4 separate regions of the Homo sapiens genome follow, and regions 2, 3 and 4 are each linked to region 1. Evidence: chromatin contacts called from ENCODE Hi-C or POLR2A ChIA-PET data. All regions are on one chromosome and are shown on one strand. Each heading gives the region's core, a stretch centred on a gene start or an enhancer-like site at or near the end of the contact. The rest is flanking DNA. Distances are from core to core; before and after follow the strand shown.

Region 1 (6,077 bases), core at 2,010-4,509:
TTTGGCTCTGTGTCCCCTCCTACATCTCATCCTGTAGCTCCCATAATTCCCACATGTTGTGGAAGGGACTCGGTAGGAGATGGTTGAATCATGGGGGCAGGTCGTTCCCCTGCTGTTCTCATGATAGTGAGTGAGTCTGATGAGATCTCATGGTTTTTAAAACAGGGGTCTCCTCTCTGCACAAGCTCTCTTTGCCTGCTGCCATCCATGTAAGATGTGACTTGCTCCTTCTTGCCTTGCGCCATGATTGTGAGGCCTCCCCAGCCAAGTGTAACTGTAAGTCCACTAAACCTCTTTCCTGAATAAATTACCCAGTCTCAGGTATGCCTTTATTAGCAGTGCGAAAATGGACTAATACATATATCACTGGGCTGGAATCAAGGTACCTGCAGAGCTGTGCTTTCTCTGGAGGTTCCAAGCAAGAAGTCATTCCTTACCTCCTCCAGCTGGGGTGGCTGCTGGTAGTCCTTGGCTTGTGGCCATGTCACCCCAGGCTCTGCCTCTGTGGTCACACCTCCTTCTCCTCTGTGTCTGTGTATAAAATCTTCCTCTGACCCCTCAGATGAGGATGCATGTGCTTGAGTTTAAGGACCATCCAAATAATCCAAGATAATGTCTGTCTCAAGATCCTTAATTTAGTCACATCATATCTGTAAGGGTTCATCCTTTTTAATGCCATATAAGGTAACAGTCTCAAGTTTCAAGAATGAGGATGTAGATATATTTCGGTGGGGGCATTATTAGCCTAACACAATCACTTTTAATTTCTAAAGTGCTTCTGTGCACATTTTCTCATGTCATTCTCAACATTTTCATGAGAAGGATAAATCCTGTCTCACTGTACCGACTCCACAGGTGGGGGACAGTGACTTAGAGAGCTGAGGGCATCCAGTTGCAGGTCTAGAAGAACTTCTGGGGCCAGTCTGTTCCCAAGAGGATGACTCCAGAGAGAATCGCCCCATTTCTGAAACCAGCATGGTCCCAGATGTTGGCCTGGACCCTGCCACTAAATAGCTTTGTGCTAACTGATATCTGCTAACTATGTGGGGAGGCTGAAAAAGCATGTTCTTTGTAGTCAGACAAAGCTGCGTTTGACTGTACTCAGTGAACTTGGGGGTTACTCACTTTCCTTGAGCCTTAATTTCCTCATCTGTAAAATGGGAATCATAGGAGAGGTGGGATAACATTTGCCAAACATGAATCCACCCTTAGACTTGAGATGCAAAGAAACGTTTTCTTTCTTTATGTTTCCACATGAAATCCCACCTGGTTTCAACTTGACCACTTGGCAAGAATCCCCCAGCGGTCACCCAGGGCCACTCTTCTCTTCCCGGGGACTTTGTTGAGATTCAGGGGGTAAGCAACTCAAGAATGGGCAGGTGAGGCCTTGGGAGGTGAGGCCTCAGGCAGATCAGGCCAGGGCCATTCACTCACCACCGGTAACTCCTGGCCCAGGTTCTCCCAGCCCACTGGAAGGTTTCTCAGAGGTTGTGATCCCGAGCAAGGCCACAAGGGGCTCCTGGCACTGTCTCCACAGGGGTCCTCCCAGGTAGGTGAGGTCCCAGTGCCCACCACTCACAGGACCCTCAAAAGTGCATCCTGTTCCAGTCCAGGTAGGCCCCCCATCCCCAGCCTATCTTTGAAACCGAGAGCCTGACCCTCCCCTGCCCTCAGGGATGACCTAGAGAAATACCCTCAGGTTATTCAAAAACAGGTTCTGTTTAGGGAGGTCTCTTGGAGGTCCTGACAAGTTCTCTTCTTTCCAGAGATTAAAACCCCCAAAACCTGTGTCTGTACCCCCTGAACCCCACAGGGAGTGAGGAAATCTCAGACAGGAAGAGTCTGGTCCCGCTGGGGGTGAGGTGGGTGTAAGGAAGAAAATTCCTTTTATTCCCTAGAGCATATAACAAAGAAAAAAAAGAACAAGAAACAATTCACTTTCTAGTGCACACCCTGGGACGCAGCAGATCTGGGCTGCAGGTGACTTCCCTGTCACGGCACCCCACCCCCTGCATTTTCCCTGGCTACCGTCCAACCAGAACCCGGAAGAGCATGAAGGCCCACAGCCAGTCAGTGACAGTAATGGTGATGGGGAAGGGGCTGCCTCTGTAGTTCATCCCCTGGCTGGGACTTCGTAGAAGGGAAGGTGGTGGCATTGGAAGGCGGATCCACTAGGGAACAGTGGGCTCAGCTGTGGAAGACAAAATGGAAGGACTGAGCGGCCCGGGACCCAGGCCTTTGGGCCAGCGGGTCAGGGAGCCCTCTCTTAGGCTTTGTTGGGAGGAGACAACGGTTAAGTGCTGACCCCTGGAAAGGGAGGCCCCTGGGAGAATGGGAGCTCTCTGGGAAGGGGGTGTCAGAAAGTAAACCTGAGAACAGCTAGGGCTGGAGGGTATGTTTTCATCTTCTAGGAAGTTGCAGAGAACGTTGGTCAAGCTGCGAGGGTGGGTGAGTTCTTAGAGGAGTGTTTGCAGCTGTGGGAAGAGTCTGCCTTTGGGAAGCTGGCGGCGCCTGCACAATCTCTTTAGTGCAACTCAGCCTCACTCACAGGCTGGCTGAGAGGAGTGTGTGGCTCTACGCCTCTGGTTGTTCTGGAACAGTCTGAGTTGGGGGAAGAGGGTGAGAGTTACTTTTTCAGCGGAGGCAAGTGCTGTCCACACTCTCTCTAGTTTTCTATCCAGACCACGTGGAAGAGAATAAATGTGGGACCATTGGGGAGTCTCCGTGGTTCTTTTTGGGTCCCAAGCCCTGATTGCTTCTCATGCTATCGCTGTGGCCCCAGCAGTCCTCGTAAGGAGCCAAGGTTCGGGGGGAGGTGCTTGATCTGTCACGCAGGGAGGAAGGAACAGCTGAGATGCAAGCCAGGTATGAGTGCTCCCCAGGGGTCCCCCCATATCTTAGCCAGCACGTGGTGGCCAGATGTACCCAAGACAGTTGTCTGGCAGCACCACGGGACTGGATATCCACTTAAACCTGAGGAGCCTGGACTTGTCTTCCCACCTGGGTAGGGTGTGGTATTCTGCGATGTTATCCATGCTTCTTTCTCTGGCATTTCCTCCTCTCCTTCTTCCATCTTCTAGTATAGGCAGCAGAAGAGCAAAAATACAAATAATCTGCTTTTGACTTCCAGCAGCTTAGGTCTTAGCACAGGAAAATATTTGAAAGAATGCAAATCAGTCAAAGCCAGTTCTTATTGCCCTGTGGCTAGATAACTTTTGGAGGGGATTGAAAGAAGAAGTGAGAGAAGAAGAGAGAGCCTTGGTGCTTGTGGGAAGGGAAGGAGAAGCAGACCCCTCTCTGGATCTGGGGACTGAGAGCAGAGGAGACACGCACCTCCAATTCCCCTGGGGAAGGCCTGGGAACTTGTGAAATCTCAGTACTGCCCTTGACTCATTACGGTGCAAGAGCTATAGGGCAGAAAGAGCCAGGTGTGGGTGTCTCAGTGCAGGGAAGTTGAGAGTCCCCAGAGAGGTACAGAAGCAGCCAGATGGCTCCTGGGTGTCGAAGAGGGGTTGGAGACAGTAGGAGTGGTGGTGGGGTGGAGAGGGAGAGAGACCATTTGGTTAAGCTGGGAGGCAGGAGCGAGGTAGGAGTCTCCATGGATCATCAGGACTGGCTCAGGAACTGAGACCAGCAGGGAATGAGAACATGTTTGTGGCCATGCAGTGAGATGACAACAAGGACCAGACCCCGCTGCCTGACATCTTAGCCACACGTAAGCCCCAAGTACAGCCCCAGGGCTGGCTGACAGCACTGAGTTAGTTGAAAATGAGTTTTAGAGAAAGGGGGCCTCAATAGAAATTCAGTTCACTTTCATTGAGCAGAAGTTACATTTCTTGCTTTTCTGGTTTCCTAATGACTAGATTTTTCTAGCCCAATTTTTCCAGCAGAGAATTAATTCACCTTTGAAGCCACCTGCTTCTGGTCACTTAATTGTAGAGGAACAGACAGAGATCACACACACTCATACACACTGACACACACCCATTACTGTAGAGGAACAGAGTCACACACACTCATACACACTCACACACACCCCAGTTATTGTAGAGGAACAGCGATCACACACACTCATACACACTCACATACACACCCCCATTATTGTAGAGGAACAGAGATCTCTCTCTCTCACACACACGTTATTGTAGAAGAGCAGAGATCACACACACTCATATACACTCACACACACCCCCATTATTATAGAGGAACAGAGATCACACACCCTCACACACACACCCCCATTATTGCAGAGGAACAGAAATCACACACATACACTCACACATACACCGCCATTATTGCAGAGGAACAGAGATCACACACACTCAGACACACTTACATACACACCCCCATTATTGTAGAGGAACAGACAGAGATCACACTCACACACACACACCCATTATTGTAGAGGAAAAGCGATCACACACACTCATACATACAAACCCTCATTATTGCGAGGAACAGAGATCACACACACTCATACACACTCACACATACAGACACCCATTATTGTAGAGGAACAAAAATCACACACACTCATACACACACACACACATTATGGCAGAGGAACAGAGATCACACACGCTTATACACACTCACACACACGCTCCCATTGTTTCTGCAGAAAGAGTTGTGCAGACTTGCTTTCAGTATTTCAAAAACTGTGAACAATGCTATCATTTGACAATAAAAGCACAAAAAGAGAGACATTTAAAAATTATTTCCCCCTCTGCAATTACTACCCCAGGCCTTTCCATGGGTTTAGAGATGAGGGGAGCAGAGAATGATGCCCACCTCCACCCCCTCTTCTCATCCAGTGTGGCTCTGAAATATCTCTTAATAAGAAGAAAGGTAAAATATTACATAATGTATTTGTTTATTTGACAAATATTTGGTAAGAACATAGCAGACATTTACTGTGCATTTACTGTGGCCGTGCAACCCTTTACAAAAAGTTGGCTTCCTGTAATCCTCCTGACAAGCCCTCAGGGTCTGTGATGGCTTTGTTTGGCCTGTTTCAGTCCTGTGCCAAGGGCTAAGGATTCTAGAAAGAACACCACCCAACCTGCACCCTGTGGAAGCTCATAGTTCAAGCAGCAGAGGTCAGTTCATCTCCCCACCCGTGCCAGAACGTGTGGGCTATGCAGACAGAGAAAGGAGCATCCAACTCTGACAGGCAGGAAGGCTTCCTGGAAAAGGTGATGCCTGAATTGGGACTTAAAGGATAAACAAGAGTTTGTTGGGGGAAGGGCAGTTGGCAATATGATCATGTCAATTTTACCAAATGCACCAAGGCCCTCTAGCCATACAAATTCTCCAACATGCCATAGATTGGCTACCCGCAGTCTCTGTTCCCTTGTCCCTGTGTGGGGTGCTCTCTGCCATCACCTGATTAATGAGCTCCCCCTCATCCTTCAAGTCTCAGCTGAGTGGCTGCTTGGCTGTGCTGTTTCCTGGACAGAATGAATCACATCCTCTCATACTTTCCCTGCCTCATCTGGGGAACGAGGTTGGATGAATGAATGATTGAATGAATGAATGCACAATTATCTAACCTCCCCACCCCCAAAAAATGAGGAGGAATTGGAATGATGTTGTTCTGCAGGGTCCCCTTAGATCATTATATTAATCCAAGTGTTTTTTAATTACTTGAGGAAAAGAGTACTTTGTGTTGCAAGTAATGCAGAAGACCAAATTACACAAAACAAACAAACAAAGCAATGCTGGGGCTCATTGTGAAAAAAAGAAATCACTGGCTGGGAGTGAGGAGATCCACATTCTAGTTCACGTAACTCCCCTCTTCAAACTTGGTGAACCTGTGACACATGCATGACACAGAGAATGAAAGATACAAGACACAGCGTGGTGCTGCAGGCTGGACTGCAGGCTCAGGTGTGAGCGCCAGGACAGCTCCCCACGTGGAGAGGGCTGAGTCCTAGTGAGGCCCAGCTGCTGCACCCATCCGTGCCAATGGCAACTTCCACTTGTGTGCCATGCTGGAGACTCAGGTTGGCATCCCCAGCCCCCAAAGATGCTACTGTCTCCACCTGGATGTCTCCCAGGCTCTTCAGAGTCACATT
Region 2 (6,077 bases), core at 2,254-4,753, 890 kb after region 1:
TCACATAGCAAGAACGGGAGCAAGAGAGAGAGAGTGGGGGGGGACGTGCCACACACCTTTAAATGCCCACATCGCAGGTGAACTCAGAGCGAGAACCCACTCATCATCAAGGGGATGGCCCAAGCCATTCATGAGGGATCCACTCCCAGATTCAAACACCTCCCACCAGGCCCCACCTCCAACACTGGGGATCACATTTCAACAGAAGACTTGGAGGGAACCAGCATCCAAACTATATCAATCACTAGGTCCATCTTCCAGCTAGAGAGAGGAGGCCGGGGTTCGCCACAGCAGTGCCGTGCCGCCCCAGGGAGGCCCAAGCCCTCGCAGGATCCCCCGCGCCACAGGCCCTCAGTGGCCAGTGCTATCACACGCCCTGCACAGCCATTCCCTCAGGCCCCCTGTGTTCTCCCACGCCTCTAGGTTTTGAAAGGCAACTGCAAGTTCATTTTTTAGAAGCCCGTGGACTGCTGTATCTCTGAGGATTTGATAAGAGGAGCTAAAGCCACATGACCCTTATTTGGTGAACTCTGACTCGCTAAAGGAATGCAATGCCCTTCCATGGGTCACACTTCCACGGCCTCTCTTAGCGAGCTCTGAGGGGTGCTACAGTGACGTTCAGAGCTCGGTACCTGGCCCCTGAAGTCATAGCAAAGCCCAGTTCTCTGCTGTCCAGGAAAGCACTGGCTCCCTAACGGAGCTCACCTGGAAGCAGGTACTGGGCTGTCTGCATGCAGTATTGCTGGACATCCTGCAATGACCCTATGAGGTAGGTACTAATGATTATTTCCATTATATAGATAAGGAAACTGAGTCATAGAGAGGGGCCAAGTACTTGCCCAAGGAACTCAGCAAGCCAGGATTGTGCCCCCAGCAGTCAGAGCCTGTGAACTTAACACCTGGGCTCTGGTACTTCCTGGTGCCCTTAGAGATGAGCCAAGGAGGCTCAGAAAGAGATTGGCTGCCCGACTTCTCCCAACTAGCCAGTGACCACGCTGGACCTGGGACCTGCGTTCCCTTCTAGATGAAGATCTGGGGAGTACAAAGGAAGAATGAGGGGTACAAGGTCATCAGCAACACAGACCTGGCAAAGAACCTAGTGTCCCATTTGTGAAGCCTCATAACAGCCCCATCAGAGGAAGCTGAAAACTCAAAAGGCACCAGGTAAACTCTAAGCCAGTACACCTTGGCTCATGTGTAAGGGGGCAATTTGCAGAGGCAAGGTCCTATCACCAATGGGCTAACCTGCAGGGAGGCAGAGGATGTGAGAAGCTGCCTGGACCCCTCCTTGCTCCATCTCGTCTTTGCGCAGATGGGGAAGCTGAGCCCCAGAGCATCCAATGTCACACAGCTGGTTAGGACATGGCCCACTCTCTCCTGTCACCTAATAAGGACGGCTGAGGCAGGGCCTGAGGTGGATGCGCTTGTCTGACTGCCCAGGGCTCTGGTCCCTGCTCAACCTTTAAATGGTTGCAGGGCCTCAGGACACCCCCTCTCTCCTCCCCACCCTTCATTTCTCCATTTGTAAAATTATTCAGGTTAAACTAAATATTATTGCAACCTTCAGCCTCAGCACCCACGATTCCCTTTCAGTCTAAAAGGTTGCTGGCTCTGGACCCAATTAGGATAAATCAATTTCAGACAGTGCCCATCTCCCTCGGGCTCCACTCTCCCCATCCCGCTCCCATTTGCCTGTCAGCCTCCAGAGTAACCACTTACTGAATTACCAAGAAGGCCATCAGATCAAGAGCGGAGGAAATGGCAGAAACCAATCTTAACAAAATGTATTTGATCTGCAAATAAGACGCCATCCCCTTCCCGCCGCAGAGTTTATCATTTTTTATTTAAGCCCAGTGCAGCCGAGCATATGGACAGCAGCTTGCTTCTGTCTTCGAGAGAGAATAACAGGGCCCAGACACAGGCCGACCCCAGGACAATGGAGCACCCTCTACTCACTGTGATGGGGGCGCAGGCATAGGAGCCCCTTCTGCTCTCCTTCCTGCAGGACTTCCGTGATGTCTGAAAACTCTCTGTGGGAGTGAGACTTTGTGAAAATTACACTGAAGTCATAGTAACGACAGGAGCAGCTCCCAAGTCTTGCACACTCATTATGTGCCCAAGGCAGTGCTAAGCATGTCACATGCTATCGCATTTAATCTCTGGGCCATGGATGCCGTGGCTCTCTCCATTGCACAGGTTAACAAACTGAGGCTCAAAAGGATAAGTACCTTGCCAAGGCCACCTAGCAGCCAATCAACAACAGAACCAGGATTTAAATCTGATCTGACTGTGTGTCCTGTGCTCCCAACCTCCCCGCCACCTGTCTCGCGAAAGATTGATGGAGTTAAGAGTCTTTGGGCTCAGACACAGATCTTCTAGAAGGCCCCTATGAAAACTGAAACAATGCATTTTCAAAACAATCAGGGAGATTTGATTATGGACTAGATATTAGTGATACCAAAGAAACACTTAGGCTGATAGTGATGCTGGCGTGTAAGGAGATATCCAGGGTTTTAGAAATGCTCATTGGATTCTGCGGCAATGAGACCTTGTGTCTGGGGCTTGCTATGAAATCATTCAGGAGACAGAGAAAGGAAATAGGGCAAAAATCTTACTAACTGTTGAATCTGGGTGGCGGCTCTATCTCTACTTTTGAGTGTATTGAAAATATTCATAATTATATCTTTTAAAACACACGCAAAACAAGACTAGCCATTTAGGAAATGCAAACCAAAACCACATGAGATACTACCTCACGCCCATCATTATAGCTACTATCAAAAACCAGAAAATAACAAGCGTTGGCAAGGATGTGGAGGAATTAGAACCCTTGTCCACTGCTGGTGGGAATGTAAAGCGGCGTGGCCACTATGGAAAACAGTACGGCAGTGCCTCCAAAAATTAAAAATAGAACTACCATATGATCCAGCAATTCCACTTCTAGGTACACACCCAAGAATTGAAAGCAGGGTCTAGAAGAGCTACTTGTCCACCCATGTTCATAGCAGCACTATTCACAATAGCCAAAAGGAGGGAGCAACCCACATGTTCGCCCGCAGATGAACAGATAAACAAAAGGTGGCATATCCAAACAATACAATATTATTCTGCCCTAAAAAGGAAGAAAGCACCAGGCACAGTGGCTCACGCCTGTAATCCCAGCACTGTGGGAGACTGAGGTGGGCAGATCACCTGAGGTTGGGAGCTTGAGACCAGCCTGACCAACATGGAGAAACCCCGTCTCTACTAAAAATATAAAATTAGCTGGGCATAGTAGCACATGCCTGTAATCCCAGCTACTCGGGAGGCTGAGGTAGGAGAATCGCTTGAACCCAGGAGACAGAGGTTGTGGTGAGCCAAGATCGTGCCATTGCACTCCAGCCTGGGCAACAAGAGCGAAACTCCGTCTCAAGAAAAAAAAAAAAAGAAAAAAAAGGAAGAAAGCTCTGACACATGCTACAACACGGATGAACCTTGAAGACACTCTACTGAGTGAAATAAGACAACCACAAAAAGACAAATACTCTATAGTTTCACATATATGAGCTCTCTAGGGTAGTCAAATTCATAGAGACAGAAAGTAAAATGATGGCTGTCAGGGCTGGGAGGAGGTGGGAAGGGGAAATTGTTGTTTCACAGTTATAAAATTTCAGTTTTGCAAGATGAAAAAGTTCTGGAAATTGGTTGCATAATGATGTGAATGTACTTAGCACTACTGAACGGTACACTTAAAAACGGTTACGGTGATACATTTTTTTGTTATGCATATTTTACCACAGTTTTTAAAGGAAAACACACACACACAAGCGAGCCGTGCAGCAGAGCCGGAAGCGCCCATATGAAGGCTCTCCAAAGGCTATTTTCAGTTGAAAGAAGCAAACAGAGCCACATGGTTTTGCCGAGGCACGGCAAAAATACTCAGGGAACTGCGAGCTGTGGTTATCTCTGGGGAATAAGACTGGGGTGGCCAGGAGGTGAGAAACTTGTATTTTCTATTTTTACATCCTTTTATGCTGTTTGAACTTTTCAAAACAGAAAACTATGTCTATGCACTACTTTGGTGCTAAAAACGAGTTTTCATTTTTTTAATGCAACTGCTGTCGCTGGGACAGAAAGTCATCGCCAACCCCAACAGGTTAGCAGTGACTGCGGGGGTGGCTGTGCCCTGGCCCCTGCCCTGCAGGAAGGGAACGGTAGCTCTGTTTTCACTGGGAGCTTTAGAGGTGGGCATGGGAGGGATGAGGGGACCGGGTCTGAATGAGAAACCGCTCGAGGCCTCGCAGGAGCCTGGAACTGCATGCGAAAGGAAAGGGCTCTGCTCAGGGACAGGAGCATGAACAGAGAGGGAGGAGGAGCCCCTGGGGTGGCCCCTCACAGATTTGAGCATCAAATCTGCAAAACCGAGGCACAGAGAGATGGAATAACTTGCCAAATGTCACACAGGTAGTAAGTAGCAGAGTTGGCCATGGTTCTGAGATCTTCCCTAACCACCATGCTATGGGGCCTCTCAGTGGAGACTGAATGACTGGACAGAAGAGATAGAAACCCAAACCAGCAGCCTCAAACATAAAAGAAAATACATTGTTTCATGAAGCTGAAAAGTCCATGATCCTACTTCAGGCTCAGCTGGATCCAGGTGTTCCAGTGATGGGTAGAGCTCACCTCCCTCCACCTCACTCTGCTTTCCCCCTAGGTCAGCTCTATTCTCGAGAAGACATCCTCCAGCAGGTGGAAAACATGCTCCCCAGCATTCTAGCTTCTACCAGCCTGGCAGCCCCCACAAAGCAACAGCAACTCTTTCCAGCAAAACTTCCAAGGCTGGGTCTCACTGGTTGGGCTGGGCCACATCCCTATTCCTGAACCAATCTGTATGATTTGAGGGAGGTAGAGGAGATGGAGTCAACCACACAACCCCACTCAGAGGAAAAGAGGGTGCTTTCTTCAAGGGAGTATTAAGGGGCCATTCCCAAAGAATAGATGATAGCAACTTGGGCAGGCAGAAACATCAGCGTTTCCTCTGAAATGGAAGTGCTTAGAATCCTGCCAGGCAGGGCCGGACGGAACAATTATTATTACTACAAGGAGATTCTGAGAGACCTAAATTCACAGAGAGGTTGGCAGGATGCCACTAACATGCCCTGGTCTCAGAAGGAACCAGGAAGGAGTGTGGCTTTATAGCCATGAGGTCTAAATTCCTCCCTGATTCTGGTACTCACTGGCCATGTGGCCTTGGGAAAGTAAGCCACTGGACTCGGCATCAGCATCCTCATCTGAGAAGTAGAACAACAAAGCCTTGCTAGTGAATCGCAATAAAGACTGAAAGACGGGAGGTGTGGGGGGCCTGGCCCGGGCCTTGCACACATTAGGGCTCCATCGATGTGTTTTAAGAGGTCTCCTGTCACCAGGTGCCCGCGCTCCTGGACAGCTCTGTGGGCATCTGAACTGAGGACCAGAGCACCTTCAAGAAGGCAATTCCTCTTTGCTTTAGTTGTTGGCAGATGTGAACAAAAGGAAATTAAGTAAAAGCCAAGGGTGGAACTTTCTTTAATCTTTTCCAAGGCACTTGACTCAGTAGTGATAAAAATGCGAGGAGAACCAGCCCCACCAAGCCCTTCAATGTCAAAGATTAGCTCGAAGGTCCCCAGGCCCGGAAGCACCCTGCTGCAGGACCCCACCGAGGCTTCCTGGGACGCATGGGCTGAAGGCTGGAGAAGAGCAGGAAAGAGGAGGCCATTCCCCACTGCAGCCACCAGTGCAAGGGCTTACCCAGCTCTGGGCCCAGCACTCAGGCCTTGCTCAACTGGGAGATTCCAGGTGCAGGGGTCTGATTTAGCAGCGGCTGCCCCGTCGAAGCACTCTGGCACTGTGAAAGGCCACACCGATGGTTCCCAAAGTGGGTGCCATGGGACCCACAGCCCTCAGGGTGCTAATAATAGGTGTGTGGTACACTCCAAGTGATTTAAATTTTTGAGAAAATGTGGCTTAAAAATGTCAAGAGGCTGGGCGCAGTGGCTCACACCTGTAATCCCAACATTTTGGGAGGCGGAGACAGGAGGATCGTTTGAGCCCAGGAGTTC
Region 3 (6,077 bases), core at 2,098-4,597, 760 kb after region 1:
AAGGGCAGAGGAAGCAGAGGGTCGCAGAAGAGAGAGGTGACAGGAGGAAACGCGGGGCGGGTGGCTGCCACGTTTAGTGTCCACCTGGAGTGGGGCCAGCACAGCTTGGGTGTTGCCTCGATCTCTGCGAGATCAGCGTCATTATCCCCAGAGACGGGCATCCAAGCCCCTGTCTAGTCCAAGGCGGAGCCACATTCAAACCCAGTTCAGCCCCTGCACTGCCCACTCTCCCTGAGTCCCCGACACCCACAGAAAGCCCCTGACGTAAATTCAACTCAGCACAGGGCAGTTCAGCTCTGCACCCATGCACCAGCCCCGCGGAGGGCCGGCCCCTGGGCTGGGCACTGAGGTACCGAGTTAGCACCAGGGCACCACCCTTGTGGCCAGGGAGAGGGGCCAGCAATGCCTGCCCTTCCCATTCGTGCCATAGGATCCCCTCAGCTCATCCTCCCAGCAGCCTGTGAGGGCAGAATTACTGGCTCCATTCGAAGCTTAGGGCCTCAGAGTAATCCGCCCACGGTCCCCCAGCGGGGAGATGGCAGTGCCAGGATTTAACTCCACAGGTGTCCTGTTGCCACCCCCTCCTTCCCAGAACAAAACAGATAACACCAGGTGTACCCAACCCCGGGGAACTGTGCTAAGTGTTGTGGTTCTGAGGAGGAAATGACTCAGCAGTCAGGAAGTCTTCCTGGATGAGAAGGCAGTGACCGAGCGGGGAGAATCTCAGCAGCTTCACACAGCCAGGCGGGACACCCCAGCAGAGGAAGGAGAGGCTGGGGAAGAGCAGAGCAGCTGGTGGCCCTGAGTGTGGTGGGAGCCAGAGGGGGGAAACGGTGCTCGTGCCCAGGGCAAGGGAAATAAGAAAGGGGGAGGGAGAGGCAGCACCGAGGGCCTGCGGGCGCTGGGCTGGAAGCACGTCAGCAGGGGGGCCACAAAGGGTGTGGTGGGAGAGGACTGGCCCGTGCTGTGGGAAGTGCTCACACGCACTCACACCCAGTCACACACACACTCATACATACACACAGGCGCGCACACACACACTCATATACATACACCTATACATACACACAGGGACAGGCGCACACACACCCACTCACACATAGGCACAGGCACACACACACACACCTCTACACACAGGCACACTCACCTTTACTCGCACACACTTATACATATGCACAGCCACACTCACACACACACACTTACACACAGGCACACACACATACATACACCTATACATACAGGCACTCACACCCACTCACACACACACATACACACAGGCACAGGCACTCACACCCACTCACACATACAGGCACAGGCACACACATGCACTTACACACAGGTACACTCACCCTCACGCACATGTATACATACTTACACACAAGCACACTCACACACTTATACACACAGCCACACTCACACCCCTCTACATACACACAGGCATACTCGCCCTTACACACACTTATACATACACACAGGCCCACTCTCTCACACACACTCATGTATACACACAGGCACACCCTCACAGACATACTCATAGGCCCACTCACACACACTCATATATACGCACAGGCACTCACACCCACTCTTACACTCATACAGGCACACACACACACCTCTACACACAGGCACACTCACCCTCACTCACACACACTTATACATACGCATAGGTCCACTCACACACACACACACACATAAGCACAGGCACACACACATACAGACACACACAGACACGCTCACACCCACAAACACCTCTACATACACACAGGCACACTCACACCCTCATTCACACATAAATACACATATGCGGACAGCACTTATACATCCTTACACACAGGCACACTCACACATACACCCTTACACACAGGCACACTCACACTTACATGTAGGCTCACCTACACATATATACTCACAGGCATAACCCCCACACACACATGCAGCCACCCCTCCCCCCACACACACATGCACACTCACCCCCACACTCACACATGCATGCACATTCACCCCCCCACACACGCATGCCCACACTCACACACATGCATGCACACTCACCCTCATGCTCACACACACTCGCACACTCACCCTCATGCTCACACACCCTCGCACACTCACCCCACTCACACACTCGCACACTCACCCCACTCACACATGCACACTCACCCCACTCACACACATGCACACTCACCCCACACACATGCACACTCACCCCCCACACTCACATGCACATTCACCCCATGCTCACATGCATGCACACTCACCCCCACGCTCACACACAAAAACACCTCCACACTCACAAACATGCATGCACACTCACCCACACACATGCACACTCACCCACATGCTCACATACATGCACTCACCCCCACACTCACATACACACTCACCCCCCACTCACCCCATGCTCACATACATTCACACTTACCCCCATGCTCACACATGCATGCACACTCACCCCCACATTCACACATGCATGCACACTCACCCCCACACTCACTCACCTCCATGCTCACACACATGTACACTCACCCCCACACATGCATGCACACTCACCTTCACACACACGCATGCACACCCCTGCACTCACACACACCCATGCTCACACATGCACACTCATCCCCATGCTCACACACATGCATGCACTCACCCCACACATGCATGCACTTACCCCCATGCTCACACACGCATGCACACTCACCCCCATGCTCACACACATGCACACTCACCCCCACACTCACATACATGCTCACCCCCATGCTCACATATGCACACTTACCCCCACACTCACAATGCATGCACACTCACCCCCACTCACAATGCCTGCACTCACCCCCACACACATGCATGTACACTCACCCCCACTTTCACACACATGCATGCACACTCACCCCCACACTCACACACATGAATGCACACTCACCCCCACGCTCACACACATGCACGCTCACCCCCACACTCACACACATGCATGCACACTTGTACACTCACCCCACTCACACACATGCATATACACTCACCTCTTGCTCACACACACATGCATGCACACACACACCCCCATGCGTACACACACATGCACTCACCCCCACGCTCACATACATATGCATGCATACCCCCCATGCTCTCACACACACATGCACACTCACTTCCACGGTCACACACACGCATGATCATATGCATCCACACATCCACATATGATGTCCTCATGCACAGTGGCAAGGAGTCTTTCTCCCAGAGCAACCCTTGTTGGGGGCCTGCACCAACACCACTGTTACAGCCTGGAATGGTGTCCAGAGACCCCCACCAGGGCCCATCCCCCGAGCAGCCAGGCCACTGCCCGGAAGGCCAGCCGCAGGTCAGCCCTGTGGAATGCAGAGCTCTCAGACCTACGCGGTCACTTGGCCATGACCAGTGTCTGGCTCTTTGCCTCTCTTTGTTCTCTTCTTAGGTTTTAACTTTCCAGAGTGATCCTAAAGGGCCAGTTACTCTGCTTTTAGGGGGCCTGGGTGGTCAGGAGGCAGATCAGAAGAGGAAGGCAAGCGTGCAGGTGCCCCGCTGGCCCTGCGAGGGCACAGCTCTGGTGCTGCCCTCATGCCTGGGGTGGGTGGGCACCTCAGGAAGCCCGGGAATCCAGCGGCCAGGCCTGGCATCCTCACCCCCAGCCCTGTCACCTTTGCCCCAGTTTTCTCGCCTCCAACTTGGACGTTTTAGAGCAGCTGAGTTTCATCTCAGGGAAGCCCTGCTCCCTTGGCACAAGCCTCGTTTGTTTCCTGCGGGATTTTTGATATGGGTTAGAAACCAAACTTCCTACTCAGCAGTGTGAAAGCCTTGATGGCCGGAGTAGACGTCTGGTCAACAATTTTATTTCCGTATGAGAAGAAAAAGCTGGAGCCAGGATTTAAATCCCTCGGTCCCTGGGTATCAGCTCTGTGGGACCAATTCACAGACTCCCGGAGGGTTTAGCCGATCCAAGCTGCAGGGGGTTCGGCTGGAGCCCCCTTTATTAAAAAGTGCAGCCCCTGGTGATGTGCACCCACATTCCTTCGAGAGTCAGTTACGCATCTTACAGCAGAGGAAATGAGGGACAACATGGCAGCCCCAGTGGCACCGGCTGCAGAAGCCCAGGGAGGCTCACAGCCAGCCTGTCTGCTGGCCCCGCCTCCTCCCAGGCACCGGCTGGGTTCCATCCAGGCAGGAGCGGTGGCCTTTTGGCTCAGGGTTTCCTGCCTCGGACGGCTGCATCCTTGGACCCTGATGGCCAAAGCACACATTCCCCTCAGCCCTGTGTGACCAGCCACACTCTTCCTGGGGTCCAGCTGCAGCTGAGAGCCCAGGTGTGGGACCTACCCAGTGGTATCCTAATTAGCTCAGGTGTGACCCATAAGAGGGACAGTGATAACCGGGCACACAGAATGGGGAAGGACCCAGATCTCCTCGTCATTGTAAGAGTGGGCATCTGCTGAGCGCCCCCATGTGACAAGACTGTACCAAGCATTTGGGGTGCATTTAGGCCTCCCCACCGGCTCATGAGACAGGTCCTCTCCCCTGACACCCCAGCCACTGCCACGGCAACAGTCTGGTGCTCCTGACTCAGAAGTGCTAATAAAGAGCTTCCTAGTGTCGATGGCAGCTCAGCCCAGGTACAGTCCACCCAGGATACTCCTCCAGGGCCTACAGTGTCCAATTCTCCAACCCAGGAGACCCAGGCGGCGGGAAGAAGGGGCTGGACAACCACATCATCTCCAGCTCTGCATTTGAGATGCATTTTCCTCAAATGCTGCTGCAAGCTACATTCTTCTCTCGACCCAAGAGAAATTATAGACCTTCCTGACATTCCACAGTTGTGAACACTATTTTTAAAATAGAGCCAGCCTCCCGGTTATGGCTCAAATATGACATGCAGCAGGGGCGCTCTGCACTGCTTTACATGCAAGCTGTGAGAAAGGACAGCCCCAAGTGTCATCCTTCCCAGAGTGAAGAAAGAGCCTCCATGGAGGCCACCCTCAGTCACTAGGGGCCGAAGCATGTCTGCAGTTGAGGGGGTCAAGGAACATGCCCCAGATCTCACAGGCTGGGGCTGTCTGGTGTTCCAACTGGATCAGCAGCCCTGAGCTCCAGCCTGTGGGGCAGGGCCACCTGCACGGTCCAGATGGACAGGGTCAGGGATCCTGTGGTTAAAATCCTTCTCCTTAATAACACCCAAGGGAGTTATTTCACCAGACCCTTATAGAGCCTGCAAAAGAATTAGTTACAAATAGCAACATCATCAATGACAGTAGTAAGGAAGAGAAGCATTTGTTAGTATGTGATAGAGGCAAGGTAGAGCTATAGACCCATGTAATGTGCATTATTTAGTTTGGTGCTCACAACAACTAGCAGGCATGCTATAATCCCCATTTTCAGGTAAGACTATGAGGATGAGACAGGTGGGATGGGTGAGGTGACTGTTCACAGCACAGGTTGGAGTAGTGTATTAGTCCATTTTCACGCTGCTGATAAAGACATACCTGAGACTGGGCAATTTACAAAAGAAAGAGGTTTAATGGACTTACAGTTCCACATGGCTGGGGAGGCCTCACAATCATGGCAGAAGGCAAGGAGGAGCAAGTCACATCTTACATGGATGGCAGCAGGCAAAAAGAGAGTTTGTGCAGGAAAACTCCTGTTTTTAAAACCATCAGATCTCATTTGCTATCATGAGAACAGCACAGGAAAGACCCACCCCATAATTCAATCACCTCTCTCTGGGTTCCTCCCATGACACGTGGGAATTGCGGGAGTTCCAATTCAAGATGAGATTTGGGTGGGGACGAAGCCAAACCATATCAAGTAGGAGGTGGAGCTGGCAAGCCTGAATCACTGCAAAGCCACCTGGTGACCACCCAGGTAGACTTGGAGCATGACGCCATGTTCCTCCTCACCCACCCCAGTGCATATGAACATGCAGTGAGCTTCTGATGTGGGCACCCAGCCCTGTGCTGCACTCTTCTGTGCCCCATGCTTCCTGCATCAAAGTCATAATTGCCTGGCATTAGGGTTTTTACAAGAATTTCGAAGAATTCTCAGTGTCTGCACTTAGACAAGGT
Region 4 (6,077 bases), core at 1,672-4,171, 510 kb before region 1:
TATCAGTTGTGATTTTCTGTATTTGCCTACCCAGTTTGGGGGTGGCCATTTGCTTTGTGACCTCCATTATCTGATGGATATTTTAAAGGCTGTTAATGTTCCATTTGTTCAGCTTTTTTCTTGTGAGGACAGTTGTGATTGACTTCTAAGTGGTTTACGTGTCACAGATGAAACCAGAAGTGTTAAAAAATAAGAAAAGAGCACACAAAAACAAAAGCTTTCTAGAATATTCAATATTTTGAGGGTAAAAGGTCCTGGGACTAAAGTGTTTGATTGCCACTATGCAAAGGCACTCTGTTAGCAACAGTAGATACATATATGATTCTACTCTAAATTCTACAAGTTATATATAATAAACTTCTCTTTAAAACAGTCAAGCCAAAAAAATACATTGTGATATTGGTGGAAAGATTTCAAAGATATGCCTTATTCTTTATTTCAAGTGAAAAAATAAAAATAAAGCAAAAAATACCATTTGCCATTCACGACAAGAGTAATTTACATTAAAATTGAGGTCACCTAGGCACCAGCACAACACCCTGGCTTTGTAACCATCTGAAGGGTTCTTCCTGCCTGCTACACAAAGATCATGGCATTGTAGTAAAGAAAGAGTTTAATAGACATAAGGCCAGCCACAATTCTCATCCAAAGCTTATAGGTTAGGGATTTTTCAGAGGCAGTTTGGGGGAAGTGGTGGAGGTCGCTAGGCTTGCTGCTGATTAGTTGGGGCAGAGATGAAATCACAAGGGGTGAAGCTGTCCTCTTGCACATTGAGTCACTTCTGGGTGGGGCTGTAGGAATGGTGGGTGTCAGACATGCAAAAAAACCCTGAAAAGATATCTCAAAAGGCCAGTCTACAATAGTGGTGTTATCTGCAGGAATAATTGGGGAAGTTGCATATCTTATAACCTTCTGAATAATAACTGATAATAGTTCATGTCTGCACCTTAGCAGGACCCAGGCTCCTCTCCTCCTGCCAGCCTGATGCAAAAGCAGTTGAGTTTGGGGGAAGGCCTATGATAATTTAAACTATAGCCTAAATGTCCCAAAAGCCCAAGAATAATCAAGGCAAGACTGGGGATGGATTAGCTCAGATCTCTTTCACTGTCATAATTTTCTCACTAACTTTTGCAAAGTTTTTTCAGCTTTGAAAATAAGATTGAATTTGCCAGTTTCACCTCTTTCTACTCCTGTTATACTGTGATAGAGTTCCCAAACAACCCCTATTGCTATCTCTATCAATTCCATACAACAAACCTATACTCAATCTCTACTAGGCACAAAACAATTCCTATTTTCAACAACTGTACAGATGGTTGGGAAAACAAATGTGAGAATTATTTGGTAAAGCTCCATACCAGAAGAGAATTATAGTATCTAAAAACTCTAAGTGTAGCAGAGAGAAATTACTGACAAATTCTCTCACAGTGTGGAGGGCTGTGCTTGGCACTAAATGATGAACAGGATTTTTCCTATCCAAAAGAAGGGGCATTCTAGGTAGAGGGAAAAGCATGTACAAAAGCTGGGGGGTCTAGGAGGCAGGCAGAAGTCAAGGATAAAGGGCTTTGTATGCCTGTTAAGAAGTAATGGTGGCCAGGTGCGGTGGCTCACGCTTGTAATCCCAGCACTTTTGGGAGCCGAGGCGGGCGGATCACTTGAAGCCAGGAGTTTGAGACCAGCCTGGCCAACATGGCAAAACCCTGTCTCTCCTAAAAATACAAAAATTAGCTGGGCCTGGTGGTGCACGCCTGTAGTCCCAGCTACTCAGAAGGCTGAGGCAGGAGAATCGCTTGAACCCAAGAGGCGGAAGTTGCAGGAGCCGAGATCACACCACTGTACTCCAGCCTGGGTGACAGACTGAAACTCCATCTCAAAAGAAAAAAAAAAGTAATGGTGATGGTGATTCAGTCAGAAAGCATCAAGCATCAGGACAATTGATAAAAGATTAGAGGGCAGTGCAGAAAATGAAACGCAGGTGAGGAGATAATGACTATCAACCAGTAAAGAAACTCCTGGAATTGTTCCGATGAAAGCTAGTATTTCAAAACAGAGAGGCAGAGATGGAGAAAGACAGGGAAGTTTTTCTTTAAAAACCAAAAATAAAACAAGACTGGGTGATAATACTGAACATACGAGATTGAAAGAAAGGGGAGACGACAAAATGCTGTAGGCTTTCTGCCTTATTTAAGGAAGTCAAAATCCAGCTTATAGTATTGATCTTGCTCATGAAGTTTCAGATAGGTAATTCTAAAAAGCCTATTTTCCTTTAGACTGTCCAATTATGATGACATGTATCAAAGTTAACTTATGACTACAATGGGCTGGGCATAAAGAACAGGAAGTCTGGTGTACACAACTTAGAATGCATCTGGAGTACAAAAGGAAGAAAGAGGCAAGATCTACTTCCTATTCCATGGGGCATCTGGAAAACTCCCTCAGGCGACCGCTCCATCCAAACACCTGGGATCTTTCTCAACCTTCTGATTTCTGTCACGAGGGCATCCAGCATAGTCCTGGCAACGCCGTAGGATCAGGGAGCATCAAATGAGATGGCACCTGGGGAAGGCCCGTGTGGCCCAGCGTCCACCACTAACGCCGTTCAATATCTACCTCAACTCCCCTCTAACGCGAGAATGTGTATGAGAGAGGCAGGGAGAGTTCGGAGTAAAATTAACCCGAATGGACAGCGCTTCCGCCGCGTTCGCTGCCACAAATGCTGCAGACCCGACGGAGTGGAGGCAGAAAAGGCCCTGGCGTCCACTCGGGAAAGAACGAGGTCAGGAGTCGGTCCTGCACATCGCGTAGAGCGAAGAGACGACACCTACCTGACCATAGACGCTCCCCATCCGCCCAGCAACCGTGGTCCATGCTGCCTGCGTCCACCGCCAGCGTCGAAAAACCGCCGTGGTGCCCGCGCACAGTGCACCGCGCCTGCGCATGGTCTCCAAAGGCTGAGCGAGGGCCTGCCAGTGCGCATGCTCCGCTCTTTAGCGCTTCCTGAGCAAAGTTTGAACGCCTCTCGAGTCCAGTTGGCTTATGCGCATGCGTTTCTCTGGTGCAGGTTCTCACCAAATCCAGAAGCGGCGGGCATTTGAAATGATGTAAGCCGGGAGTCGCTCTGCCTGCCCGTTTCTGCGCTGCACTGGCCGACACTTAAGCACTGGAAGAGAGGCCTGGCAGGAGGCGGCGCAGTGGACACGCGGTCCGAGGACGGGGGCCTCACCCGCCGCCCCACGCTTGCCTCTTCCTGGGATGCCGCAGGCGGGGCCCTAACTCACAGCCTCCTCACCCGGGCTCGTGTCTGCGCCCGCGACTTCGACTGGGAGGAGCTTCTGGCGCCACCTGCGCCACGGTGCGCCGGGCCGCCGGCGACCGGGTCGCTGCGCTCGGCGACTGCCGCGCTCCTCGGGGAACGTGAGGGTCTGAGTCCGGGATCCAGGAGAGCAGTTGGTGTCGGGTCTCTGCGGGGGAGCGGGGCTGCGAGGTGGAGGCGAGGACCGGGGTGGGCGGAGGCGGGGTAGGTCTGGCCGGGAAGTACCCGAGGCCCCGAGGCATGAGCGGGGGAAGGTGACCAGGACTTGGAATTTCATAAACGTCCCCGTCAGGCGTGACGGGTCGTCAGGGCTGCTATCAAAGTCAGTCCGCCCATCTACCCTCAAACAAGCCACCTCCTCTCCACCAAAACAGGCTGTGTAAAAAGTCCAGCTATAGACGACCGCCGTCGACTTAATTTCGAAAAAGATACACTTTGTCTTCTATTGTGTTCTGCTCCTACTCCTGTGCACACAGTAGGTGTCCAGTAATGTATCCGAGAATCAATTGCAGGGGACTGAGTAGAACGTTGATGATTGAGGAAAAAATAGAGGGGGAAGCCCTGATGTGTGATGCCTCCATTTCCTTATGAATTCTGTGTTGAGCATTTGTTAGAATAAACCTCATGGCCTAACAAGTGGGTTTTGAGCCATGTTCAGAAACTATACTGTGTGATGTTTTCACCTGTTTTCTTCTCAGCCAGAATCTGGTGATTTAGAAGAGAAGATTGAACAACCAAGATGAAAACCCCTGCTTCCTTTACCTGAGGTGTGGCCCTGATGGAGGTGAAGAAATCGCTTCTATTGGCATTTTAAGTTCAGCAAGAAATATGGAAGTGTACTTAGGAGAGGAGTACTGTGGAACCAGTAGGGGCAAGAATGTTTGTACTGTCTTGGATGACAGTTGTGTGACTTGTACACGGGAAAGTGTTCTCCTGAATTGGTGTCTTTATTCTGTTCACCTTTTGCAATATTGATTGACTCTCTGACATTGATGTTTACATTAGAGAAGAGAAGATAAAAACCTACTATGGCATAGAAGGTTAGACCATTAAAGCATCTTCTAGGCAATCTAGTTCAGCTTCCTCATTTTTAGGAATGCAGAAATTTAGAGCTAATAAAGGAGAGGTGAGCCTGGAGAGGGTCATACTAGTTAAAGTGTCCAGGCAAGAGTGCAGTCCTTATTGCTGCTTCTTGACTCTCTCCATAAACTCACAATGGTCTGTTTTCCAGAAATTAATTTGACAGTCAGTCTGAAACTTTGATCACATATTTTTTAAGGAACCTACAAGCCCAAGGTGGTGCCACACCAGCCTATTTAGTCCATATTCAATGTGTTATAGTTTGATCTTTTCCCTAGTCCCTTATAGGAACATTCTACACTAATCGCGCCTTAATATAAATCAAAACGTCAACTATTTTACATATTGTGCATATTGGAAATAATAAATACACGACACAGGGTTATTGACCAGGTCACTTGAGAAGGGATCTCAACTGTTTGTCCCCTACCAGGCAAACTGAATCTCAGGATTTAAGTAATGGCCTGGAAACAATTTTTTTTTACTGCAGCTGTTTAAACTGATAATTTATATAAGTGAAAAAATAATTTTTATTCTATTTTCAGTAAACGCGAAATTATTTTCTACAAAAATTACTTAATATTGGCATCCTCCACTCATGCCTGTAAAATAAAGGTAGGTCATCACTAAATTTTAACTAATTTGACAATTGCAAATGTATGTATAATATACTTATGTACTGTTGGTTTGTTCATACAGTTAGTCCAACTTAGTCCTTGTTTATCTTTATATGAAACTATGGTGCCAAGAAAACCACGTTTTGTCCCCATTATGTTTAAAAAGACAAGAATTAGAGAAGTTGCAGAGAAAAGCACCTAAAAGCTATTTGGACTGGTACCCTGAATATGAAAAATATTGTTGAGGTGAACTTTAGTGATGTCATCAGAGTTAAGAGTACTGAGCTACAAATAGCCCAAGGTATTAATGCAGTTCTGTTAGTTACTGCCTGAGTGACCTTGGGAAAATCTCTACATTTCTTTGGACCTACCTCATGGGTAAATTAGAAGACTAAAGAAAATAAAGCATTGTATTCTTTTTGTCTCCACATTATACAGGGTTGTGAGACTTACTTTAAGGAAAAAGTTGGCCGGGCATGGTGGCTCATGCCTGTAATCCTAGCACTTTGGGAGGCCGAGGCAGGGTGATCCCTTGAGCCCAGGAGTTTGAGACCAGCCTGGGTGGCATAAGGAGACTCTGTCTCAAAAAAGAGAAAAAAATAAAAAGAATAAGGAAAAAGTTAATGATTTTTATAGCAGGCAAGTAACAAACTTACAGATCAGATTGTTCCAAGACATTGTTTTAGGTAGTATATATTAATCGCTTCCAAAGTCATTTAAATAAAGTGATTTATTCAACAAATATTTGAGTGCCTACTGATACCAGATACAGACTGTAGTAGGCATTTAGGAAGCAGCAGTAATAAAATGGAGCAACTACCCTTGTGTTGCTTATATTCAAATGGGATGAGACAGGTAATGAGCACACTCTGAATAAAATTGTGTTTTGTTTGGTGGTGAGAAAGGCTATAAGGATTAAGAAGCAGAAAGGGGATAAGAGAGAGGATGAGAGGCGACTGTTTAAATTTAACAGTGTTTTCTTAATTGTGAAGGATGGTCACATCTTTGGTGCCATGGGTCTGAATTGACCTGTGTCTTTGGGTTACATATGGTTCTGTGTGTCTCTC

Evidence for each region. A loop is a pair of places that touch in the nucleus more often than their neighbours do. ChIA-PET counts read pairs that join two places held with the same protein, here RNA polymerase II (POLR2A). Pooled maps may share reads with other maps.
Region 2: a map of GM12878 shows a loop between it and region 1 (2.2-fold over the local background). The contact joins two enhancer-like sites. A Hi-C loop is called at or near these places in 1 of 168 maps with a recorded cell type or tissue (GM12878), 12 of 37 single-sample maps with no recorded cell type and 5 of 50 pooled maps.
Region 3: a loop to region 1 is called in a pooled map, with 6 times the contacts of the local background. The contact joins two enhancer-like sites. A Hi-C loop is called at or near these places in 5 of 37 single-sample maps with no recorded cell type and 4 of 50 pooled maps. POLR2A ChIA-PET finds 5 or more read pairs at or near these places in 1 of 52 experiments (OCI-LY7).
Region 4: a loop to region 1 is called in a pooled map, with 6 times the contacts of the local background. The contact joins the promoter of FAM24B here to the enhancer-like site in region 1. A Hi-C loop is called at or near these places in 6 of 37 single-sample maps with no recorded cell type and 5 of 50 pooled maps.

The regions. Positions count from the first base shown.
Region 1 is chr10:123,389,017-123,395,093 of GRCh38, forward strand. All of the region lies in intron 6 of LINC02641 (long intergenic non-protein coding RNA 2641), which reads left to right. Among named protein-coding and RNA genes, the nearest start is that of LINC02641, 44 kb to the left of the region's middle. RefSeq lists enhancers at 2,949-3,328, 3,479-3,738, 3,839-3,948. Within about 2 kb of position 3,260, at least 2 of the 41 ENCODE cell types and tissues checked have a DNase peak (open chromatin) inside an H3K27ac peak, as active enhancers do; they include GM12878, where a contact is called at or near this core.
Region 2 is chr10:124,282,173-124,288,249 of GRCh38, forward strand. No RefSeq gene overlaps it. Among named protein-coding and RNA genes, the nearest start is that of OAT, 130 kb to the right of the region's middle. Within about 2 kb of position 3,504, at least 4 of the 41 ENCODE cell types and tissues checked have a DNase peak (open chromatin) inside an H3K27ac peak, as active enhancers do; they include GM12878, where a contact is called at or near this core.
Region 3 is chr10:124,152,552-124,158,628 of GRCh38, forward strand. No RefSeq gene overlaps it. Among named protein-coding and RNA genes, the nearest start is that of CHST15, 62 kb to the left of the region's middle. RefSeq lists a silencer at 784-1,043. Within about 2 kb of position 3,348, at least 14 of the 41 ENCODE cell types and tissues checked have a DNase peak (open chromatin) inside an H3K27ac peak, as active enhancers do.
Region 4 is chr10:122,876,660-122,882,736 of GRCh38, forward strand. It overlaps FAM24B (family with sequence similarity 24 member B), which reads right to left and starts at 2,922. Exons shown (of 4, transcript NM_152644.3): 1 at 2,826-2,922. It overlaps FAM24B-CUZD1 (FAM24B-CUZD1 readthrough), which reads right to left and starts at 2,982. Exons shown (of 11, transcript NR_037915.1): 1 at 2,826-2,982. It also overlaps the pseudogene C10orf88B. RefSeq lists an enhancer at 1-171.